Linked DNA regions of Mus musculus: all the other regions are linked to region 3. A link is a loop called in an ENCODE intact Hi-C map of the cell type or tissue named here. Cell type or tissue: left cerebral cortex. All regions are shown on one strand. Region 1 overlaps Trim33 (tripartite motif-containing 33). Region 2 has its middle 13 kb from the start of A230001M10Rik. Region 3 overlaps Dennd2c (DENN/MADD domain containing 2C).

Region 1 (2,500 bases), 160 kb before region 3:
TTCCTTGGTTCTTGTTTTGTTTTGTTTTGTTTTCTTGTCCATTTGTTTTGTCCTATTCAGGTATATTTTTACCTTTATCTTAGAGAAATAACTTACACACAAAAATTGGTTATAGACCAGTGGTTCTCAAACTGTGGGCCGAGAGCCCTTTGGGGATTAAATGACATTTCATAATGGTTGCCTATCAGATATTCTGGATATCAGGTATTTAAATTAAAATTCATAACTAGCAAAATTTCAGTTATGTTTGGGGGTCAGCACAACATGAGGAGGTGTTTTAAAGGGTAGAAGGGGGAGAACCACTATTATAGAGAGAAGCTTGTATTACTATTATTTCCTTACAGGCAAAAAGTAGAAATTGAAATAGCCATCAACTAATACATGAAGACACATAGTACAGTCTAAGACTCTCAGCACTATCACCATAGATACAAAGTCAGAAACAGGCTTGGGGTGCCTGCCTTTAATCCTACCATGTGAGCGTGAAGTACAAAATTAGTCTGAGCCAGCCTGAGCTACACAGTGGACTCTAGACCAGACTACACTTCAAGTCCCTTTCTTCAAAAGAAGAAAAAAGAAAGAGAACTCTATACAATGAAATATTATGCAGCCATAGAAATAATTAAGTTATAATAGACATACCTATAGACTAAGTGAAGAAAGTGCAGGCATAAAAGGTCACATATTTTATGTACCAAAAAAAAAAAAAAAAAGTTCAGAGTATGACACAGGAGTCAGAATAAAAGAAAATAGGAAATGAAGCCAATGTTATATTTTTGAAACCATGAAAACACGGAGAATTAGAGGTGATAGCAGAACAAACTGGCAAACATACTAGAAACTACGACAGAACTAACTTTTCAGGTAATCTCTAACCATCTTTTTGGTGTTGCTATAGATAACGAAGAGTGTAAATTTATAAGCAACAGTATGAATCAACTTCCAATTAACACATGCATAAGAAAATGACTCACCACTTTTTCCTTATAAATAGCAATATTACATATTCTATCAAGTGATTTCAAGCATCAAAACACGTTGCTCAAGAAAGCAATTTGCTAATTATAAGGTAACTTACAAATATAACTTAACTTACATTTCAACAATTCTTCTATTCTATTCTATAGTCTAATACTCTCAGCACTGTTACCATTCCCTTAACAAAAAGAGAGGAGAAAAATATCAAGAAACTGTAATAGAGTAGAAGAATCACAGAAGTCAGTGGTTTCAAATAACTCTTAAGCTATAAAAACATCATTTAAAGCTCTCACGGGGGCTGGAGAGATGGCTCAGTGGTTAAGAGCACTGACTGTTCTTCCAGAGGTCCTGAGTTCAATCCCCAGCAACCACATGATGACTCACAACCATCTGTAATGGAATCCAACGCCCTGTTCTGGTGTGTCTGAAGACAGCAACAAGGTACTCATATACATAAAATAAAATAAAATCTTTAAAAAAAAAAAAAAAAGCTCTCACAAAGGCAAGTCTTGGTGGCACATGGCTTCTATCGTATCTCAGGAGGCAGAAAGAGGAAAGAGGACCTCAGTGACTATACAGCCAGCCAGGGATATGTAAAAACCTACCTCAGCAAAACAAAACAAGACTGTCCTACTATTTTAGCAACTTTACTGTTCTTTGCTGCCATGGAGACCTCCAACTCTACTAAGGGAAAATAACAGAATCCTCAAGACTTTATTTATATTTAAGAACATAATATTAATTCAAGTAAACTGGAAATGTCAAAAGACATGGAAGACACATATTATTAGGAAAATGTCTCAACTGTAAGAAATGAGAAACCTCAGAAGCACTTTGCAATTCATTCTCTTCTTCATCATTACTTCTTCCCTTTCAGTATTCATTCCAAAGTGCCTGATATTTAAACACAGCCATTCTCTACCCAAGTGCTTTATATGAGTGGACTCTCCTAACCTATGGATAAAAAAATAAGAGTAATAAAAGATGAGAAACACCCCCTCCCCAGCACAGCCGGGCATGGCAGCATAACGCCTTTAATCCCGGCACTCGGGAGGCAGAGGCAGGCGGATTTCTGAGTTCGAGGCCAGCCTGGTCTACAAAAGTGAGTTCCAGGACAGCCAGGGCTACAGAAACCCTGTCTCAGAGGGGAAAAAAAAAAAAAAAGAAAAAAAGATGAGAACCCATTTTGGTCCTGGGTCTCTTTTAGGCTACAAATTCTTATAATACGTATTATTTGACTGAGGCCTACCTTTGGAATGTGCTAAAAAGTGTGGAGACTTAGCATATCAACAAAGCTAATACTGGTCTATTATTGTACGTGTTTAGATACTCTTAACATGAATATTATTGTTTCAGGCACAGTAACTCTAAATTTTACATGTGTATCCTTTACTCTTCAGTAGGATCAAGGAAATATGGGTCCTGAAACTAAACAAAATCTGAAACACACATCTTCTTCAATTAAAATGAGATTTTAACTGACTTGCTTAGCTTAAATACAGACCTGTATAGGTGGGATATC
Region 2 (2,500 bases), 920 kb after region 3:
AAGGCGGAGAGTGCAGAGATGTGTGGTTCCTGCTTCTACAAGAAGCAAGGAAGAATGCATGGGCCTAGATACAGGGAACAATAGAAGCCCAGATGCTGGGGCCAGGATGATGGAGCCTAGATGCTAGAGCCCAGATGATGGAGTCTGGATGATGGCACTCGGATGCTGGGGCCCAGTGCAACACCAGCAATTATCCTAGGAAAGGAAGAAGGATGCTATATTGGTTGCTTTTTTGTTGCTGTGATAAAACATCATTACCAAGAGCAGCTTATAGAAGAAAGAGTTTATTTGGGCTTAGGGAGCCAGAGGGAGAGTCCATAATGGTGGGCCAGGCGTGTCAGCAGGTGGCTGCAGCAGGCAGCAGAGACATCCCATCTTAGCTGCAAACATGAAGCAGAGAGGGTGAATGGGAAGTAGGGCGAGGCTAAAAACTCTCAAAACAGCCTCCAGCAGGGCCTCCCTCCCCCATCCAGACCTCCCCAAACTGCACCACCAAGTGAGGCTATTGGGGGGAGGGACATAGCTCATTCAAACCACATAGAGGGGTTGCTTCTGGGGAAGAGGATACAGGGATACCTGGCTCTGCGGGGATGGAGCGTCAACATACTTGTACCTGGCTCTGATGGGGAGAAGTGAACACTGACCAGGAGGGACAGTGGTTTGGAAGGGTGCAGTCTCTCTGTGCTCTGCACAAGTCTGCCTCTGACTGAGTCTTCAGTGTTTCATAGGACTCCTCACCCGAACTGCGGGCTGGACTAAAGTGTGGTCCCAGGTGGTCACTCAGAAGAGAATAGTCCTCACCTGTCTGTGCCAATAACCTTAGCCTCTTCCGGGGAGGCCTTTCACTAGCAGACTGTTAGCAGAATGACTGTGCCTTGGGCTTAGCTGCGACTTTCTCTTCCCTAATAAGAGAAGCAAGCAGAAAAAAAGCTGAGTGGACAGCTAATTCTAGACTGGGTTTGTGGTGCCATCTGGTGTAGAAGACGTGCCACTGCTTGGCCTGATGGCTGTCACAGAACCGTCTGTGTGTGAAGATTGCTTGAAATGCTTGCTAGAAATGAGCTGAGCTTCGGATGGGGCATTTAACTGCCTGGTATGGAATCTAAGTGTGTGGTTCTTCAAACATACAAGTGCTAAAGATCAAGCCTAGGGCCTTGTGCGCACTAATCAAGTGCTGTTCCACTAAGCTACACAAAGCTCCAATGTGTTTTTCTAGAAAACATTTCAGGTCTCAGGAGCATATGGTGAGGACCACAAATGAAGGACTGACTCTCCTAAGTGAGCCGTTCTGAGACACAGCACAAAATTCACCTGATTTTGAGACACATGGTGACTCTTTCTACACCTTTATCTTTAGGGGGGAAAATCTCCTGAATTTGATCTGGAAATACATGTACAAGTTAACATAGCCACTTCTGAATTTTAATCTTAGTATCTCAGCCCTAATGTCTACATAAGCCTTGTACTACCTAGGGTTCTCCAAAATGAACCAAGACAATGTCATAGGCATAGGAATAGATTTGCTAGGAGGAGGCAATGGCTCAGGGTTCTCTCTCTCTCTCTCTCTCTCTCTCTCTCTCCCTCCCTCCCTCCCTCCCTCCCTCTCTCTCTTTCTTCTTCCCACCCCTCCCCCAGCCATGAACACAGATACAGACATGGACACCCAGACACAAAAGTAAAAAGGGGAAGGGGGTGGGGAGGGAGGTGGTCCAGTGGTCTATGTACAAACCCTACCACCTGAGGTTTGGAGGTAAAGAACCTGCACACAGTGGCACACATATGTGACCCCAGCACTCCTATGGCGAGGTGGGAGAATGGGGACAGGATAATGTCCCCAACGCTTGGAACTAGGCTGAGGGATTCGTTACAAGCAAGTTGAAGGGCAAGGAGCGACCTGTGGTTGTCCTCTGACTTCTACAATCATGCCATGGCACAATGTGTCCCCCAGTATTAAAATAACAAAGAAGTGGGCTGGATAGAATGAAGAGGGAGATTGGGGGAGCTAGAAGAGAATACTAAAGGCTAGTGGGGATTTGGGTGAGTGATAGAAGAAATATAAGACAGGTATGGTCATGTCACTGTACCCACTCTTATTTATGATTAATACATACTAATAAAAACATTAGAAAGGAGCCTGGCAGTGGTGGTGCATGCCTTCATTCCCAGCACCCAGGAGTCAAAGGAAAGTGGACCTCTGAGTCTGAGGCCAGCCTGGTCTACAGAGCAAATTCCTGGACAGACAAAGCTATACAGTGAAATCTTGTCTTGAAAAAAACCAAAATATTAGCAACTTTCACCATGAGTGTTAGTCCTCCCACAGAGCACCAGGCACTTGGAGCACTCATCTTAGTGCTCCCTCATCTTTGGTAGTCACTCCACTACTGTTATTTGCCTATGTTTCTAGCACTGAGATTGGGAGAGGGGTGGGCAGGGAGAGAGAGCGAGTGAGAGAACAAGAGAGAGAGAGAGAGAGAGAGAGAGAGAGAGAGCCCTGAGCTTG
Region 3 (2,500 bases):
CTCAGGGGAGAGCTAGAAGCCCAGAAAAAGGGAAACTCACAGGAATATGCTAGGGTGACCATAAGACTTGAAGCAACAGGGGATATAGGACCTGAAATGGCCACCTCCTGGAACCAGGCAAGACTTCCAATGGATTGATGGGGACACCAATCTACCCACAAAACCAAAATTTGTCCTGCTTACAAGATGTGTGGGGATAAAGATGGACTAGAAACTGAGGGGATGATCAAGGCCCAACTTGAGACTCATCCCATGAGAGCAAGCCCACCCCTGACACTATTAATGTTTTGCTACACTTCCAGACAGGAGAGGCTTCGCCCAACAGCTGCTGGAAACAGATGGAAAGATCCACAGCCAAACATTAGGCAGAGCTCTGGGAATCTTGTGGAAGAAGGGGAGGAAGGAATGAAGGAACCAGAAGGGTCAAGGACACCACAAAAAAAGCCATACAGAATCAACTAACCTGGTCCCGCAGGGGTTCACAGAGACTGATCCACCAACCAAAGAGGCTGCAATGGACAGTCCTGGATCCTTACACACATGTAACAGATATGCAGCTTCTGTGGGACCCCTAACAGCTGGAGCAGGGGCTGTCTCTGACTCTGCCTTTGGACCCCCTTCCCCTAACTGGGCAGCCTTGTCTAGCCTCAACAGAAGATAGGCCTAGTCTTACTGCAACTTGCTATGCCAAGGCTGATATCCACGGGAGGCCTCCCCTTCTCTGAGGAGAAAGGGAGAAGATGGGGAAAGGAGAGAAGAGAGGGAGTAGGAGGATAGGTGGGAGGGAAGGCTGTGATCAGATAAAATAATGAGAAAATCTTGCTATTTTTTGTCTTTAGGGCCTATACAAAACCCAATCATTTTTGCCTTTAGGATTTGTGGTAATAAAATATTACTCCACGTTGCCTCTCAACCCCTCAGGCTGTAGTTAGCATACATTCTTTGTAAAATATCTTCCAGACTAAGAGGTAATGAAAAAAAGATTGTGAGACTATATAAGCTATCCAGTGTACGTTCAACCAAGAGCTTTGGAAAAGTTGATCTCGGTTATAATCCTGGTTAGTCTAAGCTGGATTTGAGTATTTACGAATTTACATTGTGTAAATGTGCTGTTTATGGGTTTATGTAAAGTGTGTGTGTTGTGATTTGATAACTGCCTCTCATACATAGGCTTAGGGATTTGAACACTCAGTCCCCAGCTGGTGGCGCTGTTGCAGAGGTTTAGTTACTTTTGCTCTCTGCTTTCAAGTTGCCCTTTGAAAATGTGAACTCTCCCGCTACTGCCTTCATGCTTCTCCACCTGAATTAACTCTCAGCCCTGGAATGTAAGCCAAGGCAAATGTTCTTCTTTAAGTTGCTTGGTCAATGTTCTATCACTGCAATAGAAAAGTAACCACTACACATCTTATGTGCATTTGTTTTAAATTCTCCAAGAGATCTGTGGGAATTTTTTTAAAATGCCTTTATCTGTAAACATTTGATAGAAATATTGAACAATTCTTTTTACAAACGTATTTAGAATTCACAACATTTACAAAAACAAATTACAACAAACTCAAGGAAAGGAAGCAGCTTTAGATCTTAAGAAGGTTAAGACTCTCCCAAAAGCAGTCTCCCTGCAGAGGGACAGTCATGATTGACCACAGTAAACCCTCCTTCCCCATCTTATAAACAACCAGTCATGAATTGTTCCATCGGGATTGGAGTGTAGGAAGAAGGAAAGGAGAGAGCTGTCTGGGAGGAGCTCCCCTGGGTGAGCTGCACTAACATTTGAAAGGACAGACTCAGTTCTCTTCCCTGGACCCATGTGTGGGAACTATATTGCACAGCACCAGTCTTAAATGGATTCATTCAGACACCCTAGTATGAGTGACAATGACAATACTATACAAGTCAGTGAGTTGTATCCCAGTACAACAAACAACACTTTCCAAGTCTGAATGAGTATTTTCCATGCCAGGTAAAGCAGTGGGCAAAGGTTACAGAAAACAACTGACATTTACCACAACATTTCTCACTTATCAATGAAAACTGTACCCTCACTGACAAACTCCCTTTCCCAGGTGCTACTCCTACTTTAGATTTTCAGCATCTGGTTGATGAAGAGGCTTAGGAAACACTAAAAACTCACACCGATGTAAAAATAACCAGTGTGGCAGAGCACACAAAAGGCCCTGGGTCCTATCCCCAGCAGCAGAAGAAGAAACAAAGGAACAAACCTTGTCTAGACCCCCATAGCTTAACGTCTCATCAGAGCCAAAAAGGAAGCTCTGGTGTGCTCCACAGAGAACTTTAAACATCACTATAAAGAGTTCATTTACAGCTGTAGGACTAACCAGCTTTGTATGTGTTCATAAGTCAAGTGTTTGGCTTAGTTCTTTCTTGTATATAACTGGCCAAATTCCTTAGCTTCTCTGAACTCCAGTTTCTTGTAGAATATCATGAAGCTGATCTAAAGCTTGAATAAGATGACATGTAGATTATCACAGTGCTGCAAATT

What was found. A loop is a pair of places that touch in the nucleus more often than their neighbours do. Peaks named below come from ENCODE experiments on the same cell type or tissue, not always from the same donor. Only the 100,000 strongest peaks of a DNase experiment are listed, where the experiment ranks them.
Region 1: a loop joins it to region 3, with 2.1 times the contacts of the local background. A loop is called at or near these places in 2 of 42 quality-filtered maps.
Region 2: it touches region 3 in a loop (5-fold over the local background); 4 of 42 quality-filtered maps call a loop at or near these places.

What each region holds. Positions count from the first base shown.
Region 1 is chr3:103,331,790-103,334,289 of GRCm38, reverse strand. It overlaps Trim33 (tripartite motif-containing 33), which reads right to left. Exons shown (of 20, transcript NM_053170.3): 11 at 2,483-2,500. Among named protein-coding and RNA genes, the nearest start is that of Trim33, 54 kb to the right of the region's middle. In left cerebral cortex, no CTCF peak of the experiment used is centred here; a DNase peak (open chromatin) is centred at 1,364.
Region 2 is chr3:102,248,034-102,250,533 of GRCm38, reverse strand. No RefSeq gene overlaps it. Among named protein-coding and RNA genes, the nearest start is that of A230001M10Rik, 13 kb to the left of the region's middle. In left cerebral cortex, a CTCF peak has its summit at 981 (motif pointing left); a DNase peak (open chromatin) is centred at 984.
Region 3 is chr3:103,168,686-103,171,185 of GRCm38, reverse strand. Dennd2c (DENN/MADD domain containing 2C) reads right to left here. Exons shown (of 19, transcript NM_001384113.1): 19 at 1,448-2,500. Among named protein-coding and RNA genes, the nearest start is that of Bcas2, 1.7 kb to the left of the region's middle. In left cerebral cortex, a CTCF peak has its summit at 1,195 (motif pointing right); DNase peaks (open chromatin) are centred at 325 and 1,212; H3K4me3 peaks cover 23 bases; H3K27ac peaks cover 114 bases.